4 separate regions of the Homo sapiens genome follow, and all the other regions are linked to region 3. The links are chromatin contacts, found by Hi-C or POLR2A ChIA-PET in ENCODE. All regions are on one chromosome and are shown on one strand. Each heading gives the region's core, a stretch centred on a gene start or an enhancer-like site at or near the end of the contact. The rest is flanking DNA. Distances are from core to core; before and after follow the strand shown. Region 1 holds the start of LINC02310 (long intergenic non-protein coding RNA 2310). Region 2 has its middle 34 kb from the start of LINC02310. Region 3 overlaps LOC101927598 (a long non-coding RNA gene). Region 4 overlaps LOC124903315 (a long non-coding RNA gene).

Evidence for each region. Hi-C counts contacts between places; a loop is a spot of excess contacts on that map. ChIA-PET counts read pairs that join two places held with the same protein, here RNA polymerase II (POLR2A). Pooled maps may share reads with other maps.
Region 1: a map of PC-3 shows a loop between it and region 3 (10-fold over the local background). The contact joins the promoter of LINC02310 here to the enhancer-like site in region 3. A Hi-C loop is called at or near these places in 4 of 168 maps with a recorded cell type or tissue (IMR-90, PC-3, endothelial cell of umbilical vein and 1 more) and 6 of 50 pooled maps. POLR2A ChIA-PET finds 5 or more read pairs at or near these places in 2 of 52 experiments (PC-3 and WTC11).
Region 2: a loop to region 3 is called in a pooled map, with 2.1 times the contacts of the local background. The contact joins two enhancer-like sites. A Hi-C loop is called at or near these places in 4 of 168 maps with a recorded cell type or tissue (DLD1, PC-3, PC-9 and 1 more) and 3 of 50 pooled maps.
Region 4: a loop to region 3 is called in a map of motor neuron, with 5 times the contacts of the local background. The contact joins two enhancer-like sites. A Hi-C loop is called at or near these places in 136 of 168 maps with a recorded cell type or tissue (A673, CD14-positive monocyte, CD4-positive, alpha-beta T cell and 77 more), 37 of 37 single-sample maps with no recorded cell type and 50 of 50 pooled maps. POLR2A ChIA-PET finds 5 or more read pairs at or near these places in 6 of 52 experiments (A549, AG04450, BJ and 3 more).

Annotation. Positions count from the first base shown.
Region 1 is chr14:51,395,411-51,398,666 of GRCh38, reverse strand. LINC02310 (long intergenic non-protein coding RNA 2310) reads left to right here and starts at 1,532. Exons shown (of 4, transcript NR_146549.1): 1 at 1,532-1,667. It also overlaps a transcript of FRMD6 not described here. RefSeq lists enhancers at 1,684-2,883, 2,544-3,044, 3,045-3,256.
Region 2 is chr14:51,429,365-51,432,719 of GRCh38, reverse strand. It overlaps a transcript of FRMD6 not described here. Among named protein-coding and RNA genes, the nearest start is that of LINC02310, 34 kb to the right of the region's middle. Within about 2 kb of position 1,904, at least 5 of the 41 ENCODE cell types and tissues checked have a DNase peak (open chromatin) inside an H3K27ac peak, as active enhancers do.
Region 3 is chr14:51,774,320-51,777,935 of GRCh38, reverse strand. The region is part of intron 1 of LOC101927598 (a long non-coding RNA gene); the gene reads right to left. Among named protein-coding and RNA genes, the nearest start is that of GNG2, 84 kb to the left of the region's middle. RefSeq lists a silencer at 1,725-1,894. Within about 2 kb of position 1,620, at least 4 of the 41 ENCODE cell types and tissues checked have a DNase peak (open chromatin) inside an H3K27ac peak, as active enhancers do; they include PC-3, breast epithelium and uterus, where a contact is called at or near this core.
Region 4 is chr14:51,291,740-51,295,371 of GRCh38, reverse strand. LOC124903315 (a long non-coding RNA gene) reads right to left here. Exons shown (of 2, transcript XR_007064164.1): 2 at 1-2,220. Among named protein-coding and RNA genes, the nearest start is that of LINC00519, 35 kb to the left of the region's middle. Within about 2 kb of position 1,916, at least 11 of the 41 ENCODE cell types and tissues checked have a DNase peak (open chromatin) inside an H3K27ac peak, as active enhancers do; they include breast epithelium and uterus, where a contact is called at or near this core.

The sequences.
Region 1 (3,256 bases), core at 283-2,782, 380 kb after region 3:
TCATTATTTCTTTGTTCCAAAAGCCTGGTTGTTAGAGACTTCTTATTAGTGTACTTTTCATAATCTAAGAATTTCTAGTGAGATGGTGAAATATGCAAAAAAAAAATGCAATTTGCTCAGCTTATAAATATTGGCTATTTAATTAACATTGTTTGTGACAATGACATATTTTTCTTATATAGATGATGAGAGAAAGTTCTTTGAAAAATTGCATAGCTATTGTTCTTGAGTAAGTTGCTAAGAGCATTTTACCACCAAGAATAGAGCTAAAGAAAATTGGCTTTGCCTTGTCTGAAGACCATGACTTCTACCTTGGGAACATGTGCACCGAAATGAATACAGCCTCCTCTATGTGTTCACGGGAGGGGATCGTGGGTGGGGAGGTGCAGTGATTCTCAGAACGGCCCTTGTAATTTAAACCTAAGTACCAATATCTCTATGTCAGAAGCAAGGAAATAGACCAAAGCATTAAATGACTAGTTTCAAAATATGCACTTAACCAGCTCTAATGCTGAGAGGAAAATCTTCACTTTTATAATTTTTTTGTATATCCAAGTAAATATGTATAACAACTTTCTCCTAAGACATTTCCCCCTTTTGGTTCTAGAGACCAAAAAAATTGTTGTCTATGTTTCTAAACTTTTTTTCAAGGACTTCACACTTTTAAATTCAAGTTGAATACCCGTTATCTGAAATGCTTGGGACCAGAAGTGTTTCAGATTTTGGATACTTTTGGGTTTTCGAATATTTGACTATATACCTTGAGATATATCAGGGATGGGACCTAAGTCTGAACAAAAAATTCATTTATGTTTCATATACACCTTATAAACATTGCCTAAAGATAATTTTATACAATATTTTAAATAATCTTAAGCACGAAACAAACTTTTGACTGTGTTTTGACCGCAACTCATCACACGAGGTGAGGTGTGGAATTTTCTACATGTGGCGCGATGTCAGTGCTCAAAACATTCAGATTTTGGAGGATTTTAGATTTTGGAGTTTGAGATTACAGGTGTTCAACCTTTGTATCAAACACAACCAATTTATTAACAAAGCAGGTACAAAGTACAACACACTTATGCCCCTAACTTTTGAAGAAAAGCAAAAAAGATTAGTAGGTAAAAGTTGTTTTTCTCTCCCACAAATCATCTTTGCTACTCACACACACATATACTTTGCAAGTGTTTCCAAATCTCTGAAAACTTCACATCTCTTGTCTCAAGCTCTAGGTATGTACCTGCCTACCATAGTGTGGTGTCAAAGGGAAGGTGTCTGAGCAAACTTATTGATCTTAACCTTTTCTTCTCCACCTATGGCAGAAGCCACAAATACCTTATGTAAAGGGCTTGCAGCTGTGCCCTGTGAAGGAGCACTCCCTCCAGACTGGGCATGCGTCCTGGCCTCTGTTTGGAATGCTCTCTTTCTGCCTCAGTTTCCTTCCTGATGTATATATATAGACTCAGCCTCTCTGCCCAAGTCTTCTATGATGACAGCTCACTAGGCAGGCAGCGTGGATCTATGTTCCAGTCTCCTCTTGCAGATCAGATACCACCTCTGAGATCCTTCTCTGCTCCTCACTGACCAAACTCAAGGAACAGATCTTCCCTGCCCAGGTCTCCAGGACCCCAACCTACCCACTTCTAGGAGAGAATTCACACAGGGTAAGTTAAGAACACTTATAGCAAGGGATAAATCCTCCCTGCCCCTCGCATGGTGTGCCTTAACATTTAGCCCTAACCACAGGGATACAGAATAGCCCCTTCTGCAAAACTGAACTGGAAAATTGGATCCACATATAAAAAAGGAGGTTGTTCTGGCTAATTGATTAGTAAGGCCCCTGTAGCTCGTCCAGTTACATATATTCATGTCCAGCTTGTCACACTGTCTGGCTGACTAATTTGGCCTACAGACTCCCCAAACATGAGATTCTAATGACTCACCTAAAGTTTTAATATTCAGAAAACTGGGCCTTCTCCTTGGAAAGTTGTTCCGATGAGCAGGAATGTTAATCTGTGAGTGTAAGTACTGCCTTCACCTCTGGACGTGTCTGTGTGGTATGTGCCAAAGAGACAGAACTCAGCACAGATGGTGACTCCTGAATCATTAACTTCAGGCAGCTGCGTTCCGTGGCTGTACAGCTCCGTGGCAGCACAGGCACCAGGAGCCCACAGATTATCACGATAAACAGTACAAGACCTCTTGCAGGTCGTAGGCCATGGAGCACATGTTTAACTTCTTTGGGGAAAAAAATAATTCGCTGGCAAAAAAAAAAAACCCAGAATATTTGCCAAACACCTCATTTCCTGCTCTATAACCAGATGGTTATGAATCATGTGAAATATCCCTTCCACCTCCATGAACAAATATTCGTGTTATTTACAAACTAGTAGTACATTTGTGACTGCACATACATGCTTAACAAATTTCTAGGCCGTGGAATGTATTTCTCAAGTATATGGGAAAATCTATAACATGAAAATCTTTATCTTCCCAGGCTTTCTGAATAATGTGTATTAAACAGTTGTTGACGACCTAACAAAAGTTACTGGGTCTTGGAGTGTGAGACAGATCACTATTTTGGAGAAAGGATGTTATATGAAGCAGGAACTACATTTTTTCACTGTGGTTTCACCCTTTTATTTAGAAACAACAATAAACATTTTTGTTACGGCTTTGAAAAGAGAAAATAAATCCCTTTTTGTTATGGCTTTGAAAAGAGAAAATACATGCCTTTTTGGAAGAGAGAAAGAGAAAAGGCAGGAAGGAAGGGAAAGAAGGAAGGGGAGATTGGATGGATTCTTTGCTAGCCAAGGTGCCTAAGAGCTAGAAACAAAAGTAGGAAATACAAACACTGTAGCTTTCTGCACCACAGCTGCCTCCCCTCGCAACAAAGAGCAGGCCCTCGGCCTCCGAGCCTGGGAGAGGGAGCATCACCCTTAGGCACAATGTAGCCCAGAAGGGCCTGGCGCTGTCCTTTTTGGCCTCCTGACAAGAATGTTCACTTACAGATCCCAAGTTATCCTAAGTCCATCTGGCGTGTTCTGAGGATCAAAAACAAATGTGTGGAGCCTCCCCTCCCTCGCACCCGCCTGCACTCTCAGGCTCTGACCTGCTTTCAGGAGCACTCAGGGTGAAGCCCAGACTTGTCCCACAGGGGATTCTCTGGGAGGGAGGCTGGGAGCACATGGCATGCAGTGCCTCTGCCTCCTCACCCACCCTAAGAGGTGGAAGGAGGCAGCCCAGCAGTGCC
Region 2 (3,355 bases), core at 655-3,154, 350 kb after region 3:
TGGTTGGTGTCTTAACCAAGCTCAATGGTCTGAGTATTCAGGGTTACGGTTATTTTTAGGTTTCCTGTGACAATAAAAAACATTTTCTGCAGATGCTTAAAAGTAAGCCCTGTGTTTGGTGTAGAAATCACAAAGTTAACAATTAACATGGGCCCTGGGTATCTTCACATTTGAGTGTCAGGCATTGGTCCTCATGTTTCATACTGGGAAAAGTCAATCAACTCACCATTTGGCAAAGGTCAAAGCAGGGGACTGACCTTATGACTGATGATTCTGTGTTCCAGACCACTGTGAATTCCTCTACCTGTTTGCAAAAGAAAAAGGGAATTTTCCTGAGTTTCAGTTGAATTAATCACATTTAACAGCTCTTCAGAGGAAAAAAAAAATCAATCTTGTAAATTACAAGTACTGCCAGGGGAGCCTTACATTAGGCATCACTTCCATGTATATAGTCAGACCAGAATGAAGCTGGATTTGATCCCTTGAGGTTGAACTGTCACCAAAGGCAGCATTTCCGCTACTCTCTATCTTTTCAATAATGTAAATAAAGAACTGGATCAATCTGAACAACAGAGTCATTACTGTATCTTAATTCAATGTTTTCTGCTATTAATACATCTTGTCTTCTTTTGATTCTCTAACTCAAAAGAGCTTGTCGTTATGTGTTATTTGTTTAATTTAGTACCATTATCAAATTAAATAAGGAAGTATCTTCCTTTGCTTGTAGTCTCCAGGGCTGGAAGGGAAGTAATGCAGTAACTGTACAAGCCTTATTTAGCTCACACAGCTCAATGGTACCCTTGCAAAGTGGGTGACTTTAAAAGGGATACTTTCTTTCCACATGAGCAATCTCATCAAGAACTCTTTTAGCCTGACACCTAAAAGCTGCTCTACTTGCATATGACCTCTATTTGTTAGTTACATGGGATTAAGGAAAATTGATCTATCCTTAGGGTCCCCTTTACCCTAAACTGCTCATAAATTCATCTATAATTTGGAAAAAATAAATAAAGGGAAAATAGCTAAGGGGAGTCTATCACCAACTTCAGGTAAAATTCAAGGTCTTGTTTGTATTACCAGCTCTATTTCTGTATACCTAAATCTATGATGTTTCAGTTATGGACCACGAACTATAAACTCAAGTTCACTTTCACTGCAACATTGGTTAAGAAGGAGGTGCTGTCAATGCAGGCATTAATCATCTCAAGAACATTCAGAGTATGAAATGGTTTCCCTGACTTTGATGTAAACAAAAATGTTTCAAACTTTTCCCTTTCTGTACCGGGTAGTACTGTGGGTGACTTTTCTGGAGTCTTTTTAGGAGAGATAGAATGAGTTGAAAACATATCAATTTGCATGTTTTATGGAAAACAATTTCTGTTAGAGCCACTGGCATACTAAAATTACTCAATACTGACTGAAATAAGGAGTCTATTTTAGAAGGACTTCCAGCTTGGGTGACCAGTTTCCTGTTTGCAAACTTTGAAAATCTCTTATCGGGGCAATGGCTTAACCATTAATAAGAAAAACACAGTCCCCTTCTCTAATTCTGCAATTGCCTTGTTGAACTTGGCCATCCACAGGTATGATGGCTCACTGCCCATTAAGGCATTTTGACACTCTTCTGGGTATATATAGAAAACAATAACCTCAATTGTCTAAAAACAGAGAGACTTTAAAATCAGCATATACATATCCTCATAAACACACACACACAGTCTTCTGCACACATACATACTCCATACATGAATAGCAATGTCCTTACTAACATATTAAATATCCCTTTCAGTTCTTCTGTCTTTAGCGGTTCCCATTTCAGAGCCACACCACAGATTCTTTGTGTCCTAAGTCCATAAGAAGCATCCCAAGCATTCTTGCAAGCCCTGTGGCTCGGCTCATGCAACTGGGAATAAAAGATCCCTTGAATACAAATGGTAATGCTCATGCTAGCAGCTGCCACCCAAGGGTAGCAAACACCATGCAGTTCATGTTTTGTACTGCTGCTTTTTGTTCTGAGTGAAAGATGAGAGATATGTTCTCACTGGGGAATTCTTTGGTTCTGATTTAAGCGGGGAGAAGAACAGAGGGTTTTTTTTGTTGTTTTTTGTTTTTTTTTTTATGATTCCCTGTGGCATGTAGAGTTTGACCTTGACTTTTTAACTACCACGAACACATGAACTTCTACCCCAGATTATGCCTAAACTTTCAAAATAAAGGAATTAAAAAAAACAACTCCAATTTGCGTGGAGCTACTACTTTCAGCTTTCAAAATCCTGTAAGGTGTATTGTTAACAGCAGTGGGTTAGATCTTCTGCTATTAGTGGAGGCCAGAAAAGAATACTTTGGGAAAGGTCAGCAGTACTTAACAGGAGCTGAAGGAAGTGAGCAACTATATTTAAAGACTTAGGATGGAGTATGGTTTCACTTTACACACAAAGAACTCTTTCTTTCGGCTTTTAACGTTGAGGTGGATAAATTCTGAAAACTCACAGAGGGATTTGTTGTTGACTTGTAAATCCAAACTTACATGTCATGAATTTCATTACTCTATCTCTCATTCCCCGGAACAGCCCATGGCATTGAACATCTTTTGCCTGGCATAATCACATGGAACACAAAGCCTCTACTGAATCTTATGGAATGAAAGAATGCATGTTGAATTCAATTTTATTTCTTTTTCTTTCTTCTTGAGCTTCATGCATTTAAAATGGGCGTACATCCTCAGAAAGTCAAGTGCCTGAGGATGTTACTAGTGATGTAGACATAACTTTTTGCCCCAAGGTGGTGGGTATAAATCTAGACTGAGTCAGGGCAATCAAGAGGAAATTGATGAGTTGTGTGTTTTCTGTGAAAAGAATTTCTCCCCATTGATAGTTACTATTCAACATCCTTACAATGTCTCAAAGTCCCACAAGTGAAAGGGAACTGAGAGACAAGTAATCTAACTTCCTTATTTTATAAATATTAAAAATAAGATGGGGAAAATATACATGACTTGCCCAAGATCATAGAGGTAGTAATGTCAAAGCTGGGACTTTGTCAAGTTTTCCTCACTCCTGTCCAGTGCTTGGTCTCTTTTAAAAGCCCACGACACTTAATTGAATGTTAAATGGGGGAAACGGATCATTCTGTCCAAACGCATGAGATGTCCTTAGCCACATAAAAGTAGTTTACTTAGGGAGCCATCATACCTGTGCTCGACAAAGTTCAATGAGGGAATTGCAGAATTAGAGAAGAAAATGGTTTGGTAATGTGTGGATAAAGGGCTAGAGGGAAACAAACAAACAAAAAAAAATCTTCATGACTACCCAGGTGAAACTGTTTTTGAACGGCTGGGTTGCACATTAGAATCACC
Region 3 (3,616 bases), core at 371-2,870:
CAGAAAAAAGATTAGAGGTGGGAGATCTTGGAGAACCGTGTAGCCTGGTGGCCACCAGCACAGGCTCTGGAGTCAGGCTGACTTAGATTGCAGTGCCAGCTCCACCACTTACTGGCCATTTGGCCTTGGGCAAACTCTCTGATCTTTCTAAGGACTCAGTTTCCTTATAAAAGGGGATGATAAGACCTCCCTCATAGGATTATTGCGAGAACGAAATGAGATTCCATGCATTCTCTGAAGGAGATTGACAATGATGAAGACCATGCAGCAAATCGAGGAGCTAAATATGCCAGACAGATTTCATGGTCTAAACAGTTTATATGTCTTTTGATTGCCTCCCACAAGACTGAAAATAACTTGGGGGTAGGGGTCATATGTCTTGCTTTTCTTGGTCTTCCTGGCATTCAGTGCAATGCCTGCTTCATCAAGGGCTCTCAGTCAAGTTTGTTAAATGACTGAATAAATCAATTGCCCAGTCAACCCAACCATAGCTCCAGCTTCCAACTGCCAGACTGTGCACTTCCCATTCTACCGCACTACCTTTCTTGGTCCAGCCTTAACGTCTCTGTTTACCAACATTGTTACACTATTTGTGATTACTAAAGAGTAACAGTTCCTTGAATTGGGCACTATATTTTGGTTCTGGAAATGCAAAAGCACATTATTGTTTATCATGGAAGTCAGGTGATCTAGTTCTGCTAGTTAATTGACTAATTAACTACTAATTAATTAGCTAATAATTAAGTTAATTAATTCCTAAGAATTAAAAAGGAAAGGAGAGGGCGATTTATTGCCAGAGAGGCTTCTCTAAGTGTTTTTATGGCCACTTTCATCCTGTGTGTGACTGAGCTTTAGCACGTTGACCAGGTTAAGGATCTGGATGCCAGAAAAGCCACACCTGGGCCTGGTGGGGCAGAGAAAGGGCTGCTGCAGCCATGGAGCCAGCGCTCTCAGGCCTCAGCGGTTTCAGGTGCCCCAGCCAAGTGAGAGGCAGAGTGGGCGCTTGGCCGCTGAGAGAAGGTCAAGACATGAATAATGGAGGCCACAGGCACACCTTCCAGAGCTGTGTCTGCTTGCTAGGCTTTTCAACCTTGGCCACCCCACCTTTAAAAAAAAAGAAAACCTTTAAAAACATGAAAAGACCCAACATCTCCTTCCTTGCCCATCTCTCTCTCTCTCCTCTGCCCCCTCAGATGAAAGGCAGCAATGCAGCTAAAATGTTCCCACAAACGTTCAGGTACAGGGGAGCTGTCAAGATCAGCGTGCCACGGAGGCAAAACAAGGAACTTGGAAGAGCCATAAACTGCACACCACCCCCTCCTCAAATAACCCCAGGCTTAGCAAAGGAGCCTCTGCAAGCAGAGATGGAGTTTGTAAGGATTAAATTTCCTCCTCCCACAAGCCCCCAATTGCAAAAAGCCAAACTTTCTGGGTTCTTCCTACCAAACGACTCCCTTCTGACCACCAGAGGTCAGGCTGCAGTTAGGAACAGGCAGTAGGTCCCCAAAGGAGAGATCTGACCTAGTTCCTCCCAGGCCCTCCGGGGCACGTCTGGAGCTCCCCCAGACTCACCCAAGCTCGCCCAGCAGGGGCCTGTGGATTCCTTTCTCCTCTGTAATGGACAGGGGCAGGCACACCAGAAGCTGCCTGGAGTGTGATAAACCGAAGGTACGAAGAAAGATGAAGAGACAACATTTAAGAGGGCTGGAGGAGGCGCAGCGGAGGAGAATGAGCCTCCTGAATGAGTCATCCCCCACTTCAACTTATTAGGTTTGAGAACCACTCACCTAAGAATCCCGCGAAGCAGGGAGCTGATTAAAAAGCAGATTTGGCTGGGCACGGTGGCTCACGCCTGTAATCTCAGCACTTTGGGAGGCCGAGACGGGTGGATCACGAGGTCGGGAGATCGAGACCATCCTGGCTAACACGGTGAAACCCCATCTCTACTAAAAATACAAAAAAATTGGCCAGGCGTGGCGGCGGGCGCCTGTAGCTCCAGCTACTCGGGAGGCTGAGGCAGGAGAATGGCGTGAACCCGGGAGGCGGAGCTTGCAGTGAGCCGAGATGGCGCCACTGCACTCCAGCCTGGGCGACAGAGCGAGACTCCGTCTCAAAATAAATAAATAAATAAATAAATAAATAAATAAATAAATAAATAAATTAAAAAGCAGATTCCTGGGCTCTGTTTGTGAAGGCCAGTTCTGCAGGTTGGGAATTGGGCCCAATGCCCTGCGTTTTATGCAAGCTCTTTGAGAGGTCCTGACGTTGGTGGTGCACTGCTGTACTTTGAGCAGATAATGCTTTAAGCAGTTGCTCAAACCTGGGGGCAGTCGCTAAGCACAGACTTTGGTTTTGTGCAATACCTGAGACTCAAGCAGGCAGATGGGATTAGGCCTACGTACCCTGCTACCTCAGGCCTGTAGGCCATTGAATGCATGCTTGCTGGAACACCTGAAGTGAGGCAGCTACTCCTGGCCCCATCCACTCCCAAGCTGGGAGGAAGGAAAATTCGTACTGCTCTGTGCAGGATGAAGACCATTGCAGGCTGGCCTGCCATCTCCGGATGCCTTCCTACTCCACGTTCCTTCTCATCATTTCTGAGCACTGGTTTCCTTATTCTGTCCCCTTTGATGTGCCTCCATCCTCCTCATTGCTCAGAAAAAGCATCCTGGATTTAGAGGTAGTTAAGCTCCCTTCCCAGGATAATCCTTGCTTGTTGTCCTTCCTTGGTGCTAAGACACAATCTACCACATGAGCACCTCGATGTACTAGGAACTTTTCAGAGAGGAGTGGGAATGAAATATGACATTAAATATCCATATCCAATGGAAGATGCAGCCCCCTTCCAGAATCGATAAAAAGTGCATTTTAGCGTTGAGGAAGTTTTCTCTCCTTTTCTAATGATCCAGTGTTACTGTATTCATTCGACCCCAATTCATTGAGTGCCTGCTGAGCCAAGGACCTGCCGTAAGTGCTAGCGTATGTTAAGCTAGATTAAGCTAGATGGACAAGGGTCTCACCTTCACAGGTCCACATTATGGTATAGGACGCAGGCAAAGAATAATCAATAAGTGAATTAGTGAATCAGAGTTGTGATTGCTGGTATTAACAAATAAACAGGGTTCTGTGATAGAGACACAGTGGAGAACCAATTTTGGAATGAGTGGTCATGGAAGAACTTTCTGGGGAGGGGAGGTGGAGCTGAGGTCAGAATGAAGAGTACAGGTAAGGCACCCCGCGATGTGGGGAGTAAGAGCCACCCCCTCGCCCCCCCCCCCGGCTCTTACGTTCCACATGGCAGGGGGGTGAGTCACCCCCCGCGATGTGGGGAGTAAGAGCCACCCCCTTGCCCCCCATGGCTCTCATGAACCACATGGCAGGGGGGTGAGTCGCCCCTCGCGATGTGGGGAGTAAGAGCCACCCCCTCGCCCCCCCTGGCTCTCAAGACGCACATGGCAGGGGGGTGAGGCACTCCCTGCGGTGTGGGGAGTAAAAGCCACGCCCTCGCCGCCCCTGGCTCTCATGACCCAGATGGCAGGGGGATGAGGCCCCCCCGCGATGTGGGGAGTAAGAGCCACGCCCTCGCCGCCCCTGGTTTTTACGATCCACGGTGGAC
Region 4 (3,632 bases), core at 667-3,166, 480 kb after region 3:
CCAACACCATGAGCTGATCCCCAGAGATGTTAGGATGTGACAGATGTGCATTCTGGAATCAATTAAATAGGGCTCCCACACTGTAACCCTGTGCTCTTGTCTTAATGTCTGGCTGACCCGTGGTCATAACTAAAATGAAGAGGAAAATAATTCCAACTAAGAATAGGATAATGATGAATCAAATAGTCCTTTCACTTCCTGCAATGTTCTGACTCCTTTCCGTTACGTGTCTTAAAGTGAGGGACTCAGAGCTATCTTTCTTACCTACTCACCAACAGTATGTCATGTTAGTTTGCTGTGATCTTAATGACAATATCCTGCTACATCTCTTTTTCCTCCCTCAATCTGTCTCTTTTTCTCCGCTAATAACATGGAAGGGGAACCAACTCTTATTTCATCTAGCTACACTAATACTACAACTTTGAGTTTACAAATTTCCTTCCTCTCATTTTTTAATCACAATTCCCCATAATAACTTTATTGAGTAGTAGAGAGGGGGAGAGACTATGAATTTGTGGATGATGTAACTGGGACAAAAAAGAGTTGGTAGGAAAACCAATATTAGCACTTAGCCTCCCAAACTTGAGTATCTTGTTCTCTGTTGTTCTGTTTTGTTTTGTTTTTTTGAGAAGGAGTCTCGCTCTGTTGCCCAGGCTGGAGTGCAGTGGCTGATTTCGGCTCACTGCAAGCTCCGCCTCCCGGGTTCATGGCATTCTCCTGCCTCAGCCTCTGGAGTAGATGGGACTACAGGCACCCGCCACCACGCCTGGCTAATCTTTTTGTATTTTTAGTAGAGACGGGGTTTCACTGCATTAGCCAGGATGGTCAATCTCCTGACCTCGTGATCCGCCCACCTTGGCCTCCCAAAGTGCTGGGATAATAGGCATGAGCCACTGCGCCAGGCCTGTTCTCTGATTTTAAGACCCCTTTGGGAAGAGCCATCCCACAAACAGAAGAAACTGTTAATGAGATCCCCAAAAGAATCTCTCATCACAAGCTAACCTTCTGGATGGGAGGAATGTATGTGGATTCCTAAAAGTTGAAGGCTGCTTCTATATGTTCAGTTTAGTAAGTACTCCTATAAAGACAGTACACAAGGCTTGCCAGGCAGGGTACTGTCGGGTATTCCGGGAGGAAAGTCATTGCTCCAGCCTCCTCTGCCTCATAATCTAGAGCCGTTCTCAATTCCGGGATGGGGGAAGAGGCAGGGAGGGGGCACTTCATCTTGTGAATCAGCTTACATTTACAGGCCCCAGAAAATTGTTCCAGATCCCTCCCTGAAAACACACACACACATGCAGGATATTGCAAGTCATTTCTTGGGATTGATACAGCTCCTGGACATTAGAGGAGTAGCTCACGTCTGTACCCCATAACATTGAGCCACGAAACTCACACAGATGAGCTTTTTCTCATGGTTAGTCCCACCCAAGTACAAAGAGACCAAGCCAGTCAAATAGTTTCAGGAGGAAGCAATAGCCTCCCTTGGTGTTCAGGTTTTCTTGATTAACATCTGTCAAAGAAATTCCTTGATCCTTCCTTCAGACCTGGTGTTTTGTGAGGCCTTCTTTCCTGGCAGGGTTGATGGTGAATATCCTCCAGAATGCACAGCAGGCCAGGGCACTTTTGAATAATCCACGGCCCTCCCTGAGGGGCCCGCCCATGATACCTCCTGCTCCCTGCATACCCCACCCTGTGCTCCACTTGTCTCTTCACAGCCCCTGGCCAAGATGCTGGAGCCTCAGATTGCCTTCTGAGCCCTCAGAAAGCAGTGCTCCTCTTAAAGAGGTCAGGGGACCCCACTCTGCCAGAAAAATCTCTGGCCAGGGCTATGGCTGCAGAGTTTCTGGCATCTGTGAGTTGGCGAGTGGTCAGGGAGTTTCCAGTCTTTTACAACTCTCGAAAAGCAACCTGATTTTTCATTTGAAGTCAGGATGTTGAAGTGTCCCTGAATCGCTGGGGACTGACATCTGGGATCGGAGCCTTGTCTTGCTGGAGCCAGAGTCTCCGTATCACTTAAGGACACAGAAATCCTGGTTTCTTTCCCACATTAACTTGTGAATACAAATATGAAGCTTTTTATAAGATTCCCCACATCCTGTCTTAGAAAAGGAGACAGAGTTCCAGTTCTAGAGCCACAAAGGATCTGTTGAAACTCTGGCATTGCAGCCACTTTCTTGTTTATTATTCTTCTTCTCTGGATGTCAGTGTTTCAAGGCCCTGCAGGGGAAGCTCAGATGTGGCCTCACTTAAATTATTACTACTATGAATTATAATATATAGTGCTTTTTAGTTAAAAGAGTTTTTACTGTTATTATTATTTTAACCTAATCTTCATCTGACCTCCCCAGTAATTCCATAGTGTATCAGCTGCGGTCCCAGCATGGATCAGATGGCCATTCAAAGAGTTTAATTGAAAATTGTTTAAAGAAGGGACTATTTACAGAGATGGATCAGTCAGAGTCCAATCAGGAAAACAAAAACTGTGCTGATTATTTTAATAAGGTGAATTAAATATAAAGAAAGGATTGGAGATCTTTATATGAAGTATCTAAAGTAGTCAATTCGTAGAGACAGAGAGTAGAATGGTGGTCATCAGGGGCTGGGGGACGGGCAATGGGGATCTGTTTCAAGGGCAGAGAGGTTCGGTTTTGTAAGATGAAAAAGTTCTGGAGATTAGATGCAAAACAATGTGAAGCTACTTAACACCACTGAACTGTGCACTTAAAAAGGTTAGGATGGTAACATTTATGTGTTTTTCACAATAAAAAGAAAAAAAGAAAGGGGTTGGAGATCTGAATATGTGAAAGGAATCATAAAAGTAACACAGAAAAGCAACTGTGAAGGACAGGCTAGCACCACTCGGGCCAGGAAACAAAGGGAAGAGCTTAGTGTTGTCACCCAGAAGCTCGGAGCAGGGCAGCAGATGTGGGTCTGAGGCCTCTGAAGAGGGGCTGCCCGGTTATTACAGGTCCTTGAGAGCAAGCACAAGGACGGCCCTGAGAGTGCCAGAAAAACACGGGAGGCTGCATCCCAAGGCTGCTGTAGGAAGGATGGCTGCTGAGGATAGTCTAAGGGGAAGCACAAGCAAAAGGAGGAATGGGTCCCTGCTCCTCCCTCCAGTCTTGCAGGCTCCCCACAGCACCCTATATTGGCAGAACCGACAGAGAGCTGCTGACAAAGAGGGATGTCTTTTGGAACATCACAGCCCAGTACCAAAAAGCAGGGCATAAAAAAGGGTGGTGAGGAGCTGAGCAATATCAGCTTAGTAATGGGCAGGGTAAAGGGAATGGTAAAACAATCAGCAACCAGGAACAGCAGGAAGCAATTATTGCCCCTAAGTCTAAGGGGCAAGAAGAAGGGATGATGTTATGGGAACCTTGTCAGGGCCATTAGGGACATGGCTGTGGGAGAGGGGCTGCCCAGCAGGATCTGTGGCCATCTGCTTAAACCCCAGCCAAGCAAGGAGGGAAGGGGGCAGAGATGGGGGAAGAAACCCCCTGACTTCTTTCTCTCTCCCTACCGGCTGGTCACCATAGCTTAAGAAGGAATGTTTAACATATATTTAATCAAAATGGGACCTACTAATATGCCTTTATCTGCATCTTCATCTCCCCATCTAAAGATAATAG